Regions from separate parts of the Mus musculus genome. Here region 1 is linked to region 2. Evidence: chromatin contacts called from ENCODE Hi-C or POLR2A ChIA-PET data. All regions are on one chromosome and are shown on one strand. The core of a region is the stretch at or near the end of the contact, and the rest is flanking DNA. Distances in the headings are between cores, read along the strand shown. Region 1 holds the start of Pantr1 (POU domain, class 3, transcription factor 3 adjacent noncoding transcript 1). Region 2 holds the start of Mrps9 (mitochondrial ribosomal protein S9).

Region 1 (5,268 bases), core at 2,277-4,776, 160 kb before region 2:
CATGCACAGGAAAGGTAAGGGTGTTTGTTCTTCTGGCAAATTTGGAAAGACTGATTTGCTTTTGAACTGGCTACATTTTCCTCAGCTACTGCTAAGTCGAGTCAGTGCGCCCCCTGCCGACTAGTCAATAGTGTACTGCTAAGCAAAGTTTATTTTGTTCAGTAAACCGTGTCATATAAAATTAACAACAACCAATAAAATTAGCTTATATGTTTCAACTGTAAAAGTCCAAAACAAAATAAAGCTAGTTTTAGTAGTCCTAGAAATCTCTAGTTTGGCTTCTCCTCTTTGGCTGAATCAAGGTCCTTTTATCTAAAGCCCAGTGCACAAACATATAGCTTAATGTGACTAGTGTTCTTCCTTTTATTTCTTTCTCTATGGCAACCAATATGCTCTGCTCAGAAATGTTCCCCATCAAGGAAACAAATGATCTTCAGGGAGCAGCTCTATATGGCATCTGGTCCAATGGAGCACACGGAGTTAACCCCAGTCAGAGGCAAGGCTGTAAACAAGGGGAGGGAACCTGGCGATGCTGAGCCCCTCCTCAACTGACACCTCTTCCTCCCTCATTACAAACCACTGCATTGATTTAGCATCAACTGTTTCCAAATAAATTACCAATTCAAAATTGCAAGGTGTTCTGTATACAAAAGTGCACTATAATTTCAGACATTTGATACTCCCCTCCCAATGTGGCTTTCTTCAAAAGAACAAATCCAAGAAGCATTTAAAAAATCATCCCCAGACCATTTCACTAAAGTAACATAATCACACTGGCCTGGACTTAGCATCGCTATTTCTTTCGGCCATATTTATTTAAGTAAGTATATCCTTGAATTTTATAAAACCGGGAGATAGTGATAAGGAGGGATAGATCTGACTGTCAAAAATAGAAAACATGGAAAATCTGGTTCTCTATACTGAAGCTCCATTGTCCTTGGGGAGTGGAGACCCAGGATATCCTGGTTAGTTTTGATTGATCACCTTCTTTCTGATGGGTTTTCACTACTGAGCCAGCACACACCGCCTGCTCCCCACTTGCAGCTTTAACTAGGGGGACATTGACTTCCTGCCTCTTCTCCCTCACTTCTTCCTCATCTCTAGCCCTCTGCCCTCTGGTTGCCAGCCCCCTCCCCTCTTCACTGGATCCTACAGCTCCCTGTCCTAATCTGGGCAGACTCACAATTCAGACACCCCCACCAAGACAGGCCAGGCATCTCCCTCTTCAGCCCTGATTCTCTGGGGAAAATTCCAAATAAGAAATATTTATGTTTAGTAAACAACTCATTTCTAGGGTTTACCCCTCTCATGATCAACAACTAAAATTAATAGCTCTCTCTCTCTCTCTCTCTCTCTCTCTCTCTCTCTCTCTCTCTCTCTCTCTCAGAAGGGTAAAGCTCTTGCTGTGAGGGCCATTGGAATCAGTCCACCTTTTTATGTATTATTTTAGCAACGTCAGACCTGTCTTACTAACTCCCTTCCACACACTTTCCCTTCCCCGCTCCTCCCAAGCAATGAAAATAAAGCTTCCAAACCTTCAAGAACACAAATAAACAATACACCAGAAAGGAAGGAAAAAGAGGAAGCAGAGCAAGAAAAACCAAACAAACAAAACAACAACAACAACAAAAAAAACACTTACCCAGCAAATTCCCAAGGTTAGACTTTTAAATAAAAGGTGGTGGTTGGTTTTTGGTTTTTGGTTTTTGTTTTTTGTTTTTGTTTTTTGTTTAAAAAAAAAAAAGTAAGGTTCCTGGAGGGGCAGAAGAGAAGGCATATTCTCTACTCTCCAGAGCCGAGTTATCCTTAGCCTTCTCTTTACACTGACTCCTCTAAGCCCGGTTCTCTCTCGTCTATTATTTTCACCAAAATATATGAAAATGTATGCAAATGAAAATCAGCACTAACTGTTCTCCCCTTGTTATATACTTTGGATTTTTTTTTCCAGACAAAACAATCACACTCCGCAGAGGGAGGGGGAGGATTGGGTGGGGTGGGAGGGGGGAAGCTGGGGAGCGATTTGAGAACTAAGTACGTGGGGGGTGGGGGGAGAGAAGGGGACAGACCTGGGAACAGAAGTGCGTTTCTGTTATTGAGGAGCACAGCGTTTGGGGGGCTTCCCGAACGTGCACACCCTCCTTGCAAAGAAAGAAAGTGGATCTGTTTGCTGAGGCGCTATCCCGTTTCATCAGGCCACCTGAGACGGCTTTTGAAAGCGTGTACTGTGAAACTCATAGCAGTAATTTAGACAAAATCCTCACTGTATATTAATGAAAGGCGGCCCCATGGCTCTGTTCCTATCCTCCCCATTCAGTGTAAACAAAACCACGAGACTCTTTCGGTTTTTGAGCCGGATCCAAGCAAAATCGGCAGGAAAGGAAAACACGGGGTGCTGGCACCGACTATTCAAACGTCTGCACCTGGAGATCTCAGATTTATTCAATGAAATCTGTGTTCCATCTTTTATATATACATATACGCATATATAAATATAAAAAGGAACCTTTTGGAATGGAGGGGGGAATCCGTTCTGTTTTGGGGCTTTGGTTACTGCTGCCTTTTAGATCTGTTTCTACGATGGTATCTTTTCACCCCGGCAAGCAGGAGCTGGACCCGATCCTACATAAATGCCCCGCGTCTACGGTTAATCTCGAGATCACGCAGAGGCTGCGAGGCTGCTGCTGAGCTGGAGAGCTCCCTCTGTAACTGAGTTCACAGAAGTGAGCCCTCTAGAGAAATTATGCATCGGGGAGAAGGCAGGCCAGTTCTTTATATTCGGAGCACACCGACCGCCGGGTTACGTTCTCGGCTGCTGCTTGGACTAGAAACTGCAGATTGCGGTCCGGTGCCCTGCAGCTGAGGGTGCGGGGTGCAAGCACACGCACACTCATTAAGAGTCGTGTATTTATTGAATGTCCGAATTGGGTTAGTTCATTGGAAATCCCCAAGGAGGATTTAATTTGTCCTTGTTTTCGTTGCCACTTTCTCTTTTTTCTTGGTTCGCTGAGGTTCCTCTGTGCGGCGTTTCCGCTTGGCCGCGTCGTCCCCCCCCCCCCCAACACACACACACCACACCACCCCCTCTTCTCCCGCCTACCGGGCGCACTCCTCCTCCCGGGCCCCTTAACTCTTTCAGCTGGGTTGCGGCTGAGAAAGCACTTGTCGACAGCGGTCACAGCCACCTCGCAAAACCTGAGACCCAAAGAAAGAGGAAAATAAAGCGTCCCCATGCCCAAGAATAGCAAGCGAGTGAAAACCCCACCAATGAACACACTCACACGCGCGCACACACGCACGCACACACACACACACACACACACACACACACACGAGTCAGCGGTAAAGGGGACCGGGGTGGGGGGCGGGTGAGCAGCTAGCAGCCCTAGGCCCTCTAGGCGAGCTGAGGCAGACACTGCATTCTAAAGGCATTGGGATCGAATACACTTACGATGAATCTAGGGGGACGGTCGGGCTGATTGCCTTTCAAATACCTCGCGTGGCTTCGTTGACCGGCACCCTCCAAACTCACAAGGGCACGCACGATACTTGCAAGAATCCCAGAGGAGGGTGGGTGGGAGGGAGGAAAGGAGGGAGGGGGGGTTGGAGAGCGAGCAGCCGCAGCAAGCGGTCGGACTCGCACGCGCGGGCCCCGCGCTGGTACAGGGCTGCAGGTTTCCCAGATGATGGCATCCGAGAACTTAAACAAAGAGGGTCGCCGCCGGCGCGCCGCGGCTGCACAAAGTTGCAGTGGCGGATTTCCAAGAAGCTTGGCCACAGGAGCTCTGCGCGAGGCAAGCCTTCCTTTCCCACCTCCTGCAGGACAGAGATGGGGGCCCGCGCGTGAAGGGAAGAGGAAACTTTGAAACCAGTGGGGACACATCTGTCTATAGGTATTAGCTTGAACGTACATCCGCGGCGCGCGCTTTACAAATCTCTCGCGTGGGGTGGGGGTGCGACACAACGCAGTCTAGGTAGAATGGGTAGACTGCTATTTTTCAAGATTTTTTTCCCCTCTTCATTTTCCTCCTGGTCCCCCTTCTACCCGCCCCCTCCTTTTCTCTTCCATTTCTCTCCCAACCCCCCCAGACCAATCGCGAACACAGGGAGCCGCCAAGGGAACGCAGACGTTTGGGCTGGACACTAAGAGTTAAGATGTGGCGGAGGGGTGGAGCGAGGGGGGGGGACGACGAAGGGGGCGGAGGGGGAGGGGCGTGGAGGGGAAAGTGGCGCGGAGGAGGGAGGATGGGGCGGGGGGGGGGGGACAACAGATTTCCAGCTTCTACGACGCTCTGCCTAAATTAAAAAGCAACCAATCGGAACGGCCGGAAGGGGGGCCAGGCGTCCTAAGCCAGTCATTCCAGGCTTGCCAATCACCCAGCGGGTAGCCAATCAGCAGGGGCCCTGGTGCTCGACTTCCTTGTATTTGGGAAAGTGTGGTGGTGGGTGCGCGCTTGCGGCGGAGGGTAAACATTCGACAGTCCCTGCTCTGAGAGGGAGGGACGGAGAGCGAACTGTCAGATCCTAGCGGGAGCGGGCGCTCGAGAGAAGGAGAGAGGGAGAGAGAGAGTGAGAGAGAGAGGGAAAGTGAGACAGAGAGAAAGAGAGAGAATCCGGGCGCAGAGCTAGCTCCGGCTGCAACTCTGCCCCGGCACGCCTGCTCCCGCGCCCGCCGTCGGGTACTCTAGGAGCGGTACAACGTGCCCACAGGAGTTGGTTGTGTATCAAGGATTCCCTGTATGCACACACACATCTCCACCTCCACCAATGCACTCTTCTTCCTCCTCCTTCTCCAGACAACTGCCGGGGAAAAAATAAAACATCAACCCCAACCTTCAGCAACAAGGTAACAGAACAATTCGACATTTTTTTTTCCTGTTCAATTTTTGCCTTGTTATATTTGTTTCCTAATTTCTACCCAAAAGGAAAGATGTCGCACCAGACTGTGAGTGTCGCGAGGAACATGAAAAGGGACTCTTGTTTCAGAGACGTCCAAGAGCTCCGGCAATAACAACTTCAGAGAAATGCACCATCGCAAGAAGTTTTCCTAGGACAAAACAAAACTTGAAAGAAGCGAACCAGGGGGGCAGAACAGGAGCCAGCCGCCCCACTCCGCAGACGCGAGCCGCCAGCATCACCACGCCTGTAAGGACCGGAAAAGTTTTACTATAGTAAGGGGAAACAGTAAGATGTGTTGCTGAAGATCAGGGAAGACAGCGGACCAACTAGGAGCGGCCAGATTGCTGGCCACCCACAATTTGGCCAAGGAAG
Region 2 (4,984 bases), core at 1,706-4,205:
ACATTATCTTCCAAGCTCCTACACAACACCCCACAGAGCTCTTAACACTGAATGGATCTTCTGACCCAAAGGTCCAAAGTTCGTCCACAGTCCTCCCCAAAACATGGTCAGGTTGTCACAGGAATACCCCACTATGCTGGTACCAATTTGCTTCGTGGTCATGATGTTTTGTCCAGGAATAGAAACCCTGACTAAGACATTGGTCTAGGATTATTATTCCTAGGTTTTCTTGTTTCTTGGATGTGGTTAACCTCTTCTGGTTGAAGTTTTCCATCTAGCACTTTCTAAAGGGCTGGATTTGTAGATAGTGCTTGGATTTTTTTTTTTTAAATCACAGAATGTCTTATTTTCTTCATATATTGTGATTGAAAGTTTGGCTGTGTATACTAGTCTGAAATGGCATCTGTGTTCTCTTAGAGCTTGTAGAACATGAACCTAACCTGTTTGACTTTTAAAATCTATGTAGAGAAATCAGTTGTAATTCTAATTGGCCTGCCTTTATATGTTACTTGGTTTTCTACCCTTAGAACTTTTAATACTCTGTCTTTGTTCTGTACATTTAATATTTTTATTATTTGTGTCAAGAGGAATTTCTTTTCTGGTCCAATATATTTGGTGTTCAGTAAGCGACTTGTTCCTTGATAGGTACCTCCTTCTTTAGGTTAGAAGCAATTTCTTTTATGATTTCATTGAAAATGTTTTCTATGCCTTTGACCTTCCTCTATTCCTATTATTCTTAGATTTAGTCTTTTCATAGTGTCCCAGTTTTCTGGATGTTTTGTGTCAGGTTTTTTTTTTTTTTTTTTAGATTTAACATTTTCTTTGACCGAGGTATCAGCTTCTTTATGGTGTCTTCAAAGCCTGAGAATCTCTTTACTGTTATTTTGACAAAATTCCATTTTATTTTACATATGAGCCCTTATGCCTGAGATTCTCACTACCCCCTCTTATATTTTGTTTGTGAGGCCTTTGAGGTTCCTGTTTGAGTCCCTAAATTTTTTATTTTCAGATTTTCTCTCAGTTTTGGTTTTCTTTATTGATCCTGTTTTCTCTTTCAGGTCTTGGACTGTTTTATTGATTTCCTTCCACTGTTTGTATTTTCAGATTTATTAAAGGGGTTTATTAATTTCCTCTTTAAGTACCTCTATCATATTCATGAAGGTTACTTTAAAGTCTTTGTCTTCAACTAAGTTTCAGTTCTCGGGCCTGTTGCTGGGATCTAATGGAGACATGTTATACTGGCTGGTTTTTATTCTGTTTTTATGATGGCATGTAGGCATCTGGGTTTGGGGATGTTTGTAATTCCAGGTGCTGACATCTGGTCTTGCTTTTGCTGAGTGGGTTTCTTTTCCTTGTTTTTTGTTTGTTTGTTTTCTCTGGTTCTTAGGAGTCTGTGGTGGCTGTGTGTTGCCTGGTAGAATGCTTCTCAGATCCAGCCAGTTGTGGCTACTGGGGGTTCCAGGTACAATGTGTTTCTTGGTATTGAGAGCTGACATTTAGGAATGAAGATGGGCTGGAGGGGAGGAAGTAAGGAGGGCTGCAGAGGGAGGGAAGGTGGGTGATCTACCAGGGTCTGTTTAGTCCCCTGGGAATGGGATCAGAGAGTGAGAAGAGGCCACAGCAGTTCTGCTACAGATAAGACTAGAGGATTGGATTTGGAGAGATAGAGGGAGAGGTAAAGATCTGGAGTTAGCCTACCTGCTTTTCTGGCCAGCACTGCCTCGCCTCTAACTTATTCTTCTTCTCCAAATACTAGTCCTGGACTTCTGCCACTGAATGAAGAGATTTTCACTAATGTAAAGGAAACAAACAAAGGGGAAAATAATGATTTCCCCCCTTTACTACAAGCATCCTATTTGGAGGGGTTTTTTTTCTTCTATTTTTCTGAAGCTATGCAATTTCTATTTCCCTAGAGCTGTTTTATGAGGTGATAACTGTACGATGCCAGCACTTACTTCATAACTTAAAAAACAGATTTCTAATTTACATGTATAAATATTTTGCTTGTATGTATATGTGTCTGTACATCACAGACATGGTTGATCCCCTTGAAATTCAGAGAAGGTGTCAGATTGTTTAGAGCTGTAATTATAGATAGATAGGTAGATAGATAGATAGATAGATAGATGTGATAGATAGATAGATAGATAGATGTGATAGATGTGATAGATGTGATAGATAGATAGATAGATAGATAGATAGATAGATAGATAGATAGATAGATGTGATTTTCCACAAGAGTTCTGGGGACCAAACCCAGGTCCTCTGAAAGAACATAGAGTGTTTTTAACTTCTCAGCCTCTTACTCGGTCACCTTGATCTCGTTTTCTGAGTATGTTTTAAACTTCTAATGATAATTTCAACATTATCAAATTATTCAATGATAATTTTCAACATTGGAAAACCCTTTAAGAGTGATTTATTCAACCACTTGTATCTGGTAGAGATAACCCTAGACTTAGGGTTAGGAAGTTCAAGTTTCAGAAGGCAAAGACAGTTCCTGTGTCTGCAGCCACTCTTAATGGCTTTAAGGCTCAGAGGCAATCAGGGAGAGCCATGAAGTTGAGCAGGGAGGTGCTTTTCCTCAGCCTGTGGGTCAGACAGCTAAGAGTCAACACAATGTGTTGGAAGCCAGAATGGTTAGTTGCTGGAAGAAGAATGTCTTGAAACAGATCTTTAAAACGGGCAAGTTCAAGGGGGAGCAGAAGGCCCTTGCGGGAAGGCAAGCGGACAGGAAAGCCAGCTTGGATTGTTGGAGTGAGAATAAGACTGTGGAAGGCTTGTCTGAGCGTGGGTACCAGGAACTCAGCTAGGACTACAGCTGCTAGTAAGCCGAAAGCCATGTGCAAGGCAACCTGCTGCCGCGCACCCAATCAGCGGCGAGGGGCTGGACTACAGAACTCCGCCCCTAGTTGCAATTGCTAAGGAAGCGCTTCCGCCTGGGAGGTCTGCGCCTGCGCAGTCTCCAGGCTCCACCCCTTTCCCCTCCCGCCAGGATGTTTCTTACGGCCAACATGGCCGCCCCCTGTGTGTCCTGCGGCCGAGTGCTTTCCCTTTGGTTCACTCCCGCTGTTAGAGCTAGCCTCTGCCAGAGGCCCGGGTACTGGACAGCCTCGGCGGTTGGCTGGCAGACAGGGACCAGGTTCCAGGTAAGGTCCTGGGAGCTGGAGCTGGCGGTCCGTGTGGTAGGGTGACGTGAAGCCGGCCCACCTTCCAGGGCTGCCAGAGCCCTCAAGGTAGAGGTCGGAGGTCACGCTTGGGGATCGGGGAATCGGCCGCGGACGGATCCTCTGCAGCCTCTCCCTGGGCTTTGAGGAGCAAAGGGTTCGGCAGATGGAGTTGGGTGGCTGCCTGGGTCTTGTGATTCGTCCCGGGGAGAAGGGGAGCCGAACTCTGCGCGACCCGGAAGATGTCCTGGGCAGAGTCAGTCTGTGGAGCGAACTGAGACTTTTTACAAGTGCTCTGCGTTTGCGGAATTTCAGTTTTTGTAATTTTCCCGAAACTTGTGTGTGTGTGTGTGTGTGTGTGTGTGTGTGTGTGTGTGTGTGTGACATTAGGAGAGCAGAATTTGACCGCTTCGCTCAATTCCGGGGTCGGTGTGAAGCTGGGATTTCTAGCTTGAGTCTTTGCTTGTCGCCCGTTTAATGTGGCTCATTAAAAGTGGGAGAAAACGAGCTTCGGCTGTAATTGCACTTAAAGTGTCTGTGGCATATTCTACCGGAGATTTCCAGTAGTCCTTTCGGTGGGTGTGCCCGTGACACAGGAGGAGACCTAACTTTGAAGTCCTGTTACCTTGCAGGTTCTAATGGAAACCCAGGGAATAGCGCGCAGATGGTGTCCTGCAAGAGTAGGCAGATGAACAGGCCGAAAGAGAGGTCTCAAGAGATTGAGAACACGCGGTCAAACAAGTGGGGGTTGGAAAACAGAACAGTTTGAGTAGAAAGAGTACGAAATGTTGGAAAAGCAGTACTACCACCAGATATTGCCGAGAAGTTAAACGCTGGATCTTAGAACTGTTTTACAAAATGACTGGCCACCTTTTTCTGTTATTTGATGTTGTAACATAAACCAATTTGTCCATTGATCTGTTAAACATCTGGGTTTCTTGGTTTTGAAAATTGGAAAATGTGTTGGACATTTTTATTTCTTCTATACATCTCTTTGAGACACATAATTGCATATGAGAGGAACTGTAGCATACAAAATATGTTTATTGGTAATGATTATATGGGCAGGTGGCTCTCACTCTCCTATATTCTGAACCTAGTGTACCCTTCTTCTTTCTCTTTATTCTTATAATTATGTGTAAACAAACACATTTTACAAAATGAGCCTCGCTGGGTCACATCCCTTTTACCTTTTTAATTTACAGGGGGAATACATGTATGTGTCTTTTATTATGTCTAAAGCTCATTCCGGTTGCACACTGCTTTCTTCCCACGGATGCATGCATACACATTGTCTTGGTTACTTTTCTGTTGCTTCGAAAAGACACCTGAACAGGGAGAGACTGGGGTTGGCACAGGGTTTTGAAATCTTAAAGCCCAGCCCCCAGTGGGATACCTCTAACAACAAGCCCCTCCCCCCATGTATGTATACACACACAAAGACATTTAGAAACCTTTTTTTTGTACAGTGCCTGCCGAAAATACTAATGTTTCTTAATGTTCATATTAAAAATCACTTATCCACGTCTGCATATAACATTAATAGCTGTATTTCTCTTGGGGCCCATGTTTTATATAAAAAAATTAATGACTTTATGAGCAAATAAAACACTAACCAAGTAATCCCCTCCCCATTTCATATTTGGGTCATGTGCCATTAATTATGGAATCTCTTCAAAGGTCATAAACAGCTTGAAAGGAGTAGAGGTAATAGAATAATAAAAGGCATTTTACAAAGTGTTTTCATGTTTTGTTTACACTGCCAAGTGTATAGTAGGTACTGATATCAACAGAAACTGTGGGTGACAGTAAAAATT

The links. A loop is a pair of places that touch in the nucleus more often than their neighbours do. ChIA-PET counts read pairs that join two places held with the same protein, here RNA polymerase II (POLR2A).
Region 1: a loop to region 2 is called in a map of heart, with 2.0 times the contacts of the local background. The contact joins the promoter of Pantr1 here to the promoter of Mrps9 in region 2. A Hi-C loop is called at or near these places in 1 of 37 maps with a recorded cell type or tissue (heart). POLR2A ChIA-PET finds 5 or more read pairs at or near these places in 1 of 5 experiments (Patski).

Annotation. Positions count from the first base shown.
Region 1 is chr1:42,691,299-42,696,566 of GRCm38, forward strand. It overlaps Pantr1 (POU domain, class 3, transcription factor 3 adjacent noncoding transcript 1), which reads right to left and starts at 3,527. Exons shown (of 4, transcript NR_027826.2): 1 at 3,449-3,527. Pou3f3 (POU domain, class 3, transcription factor 3) reads left to right here and starts at 4,470. Exons shown (of 1, transcript NM_008900.3): 1 at 4,470-5,268. The region is part of intron 1 of Gm46091 (predicted gene, 46091); the gene reads left to right.
Region 2 is chr1:42,848,278-42,853,261 of GRCm38, forward strand. It overlaps Mrps9 (mitochondrial ribosomal protein S9), which reads left to right and starts at 2,956. Exons shown (of 11, transcript NM_023514.4): 1 at 2,956-3,149. The coding sequence starts at 3,015.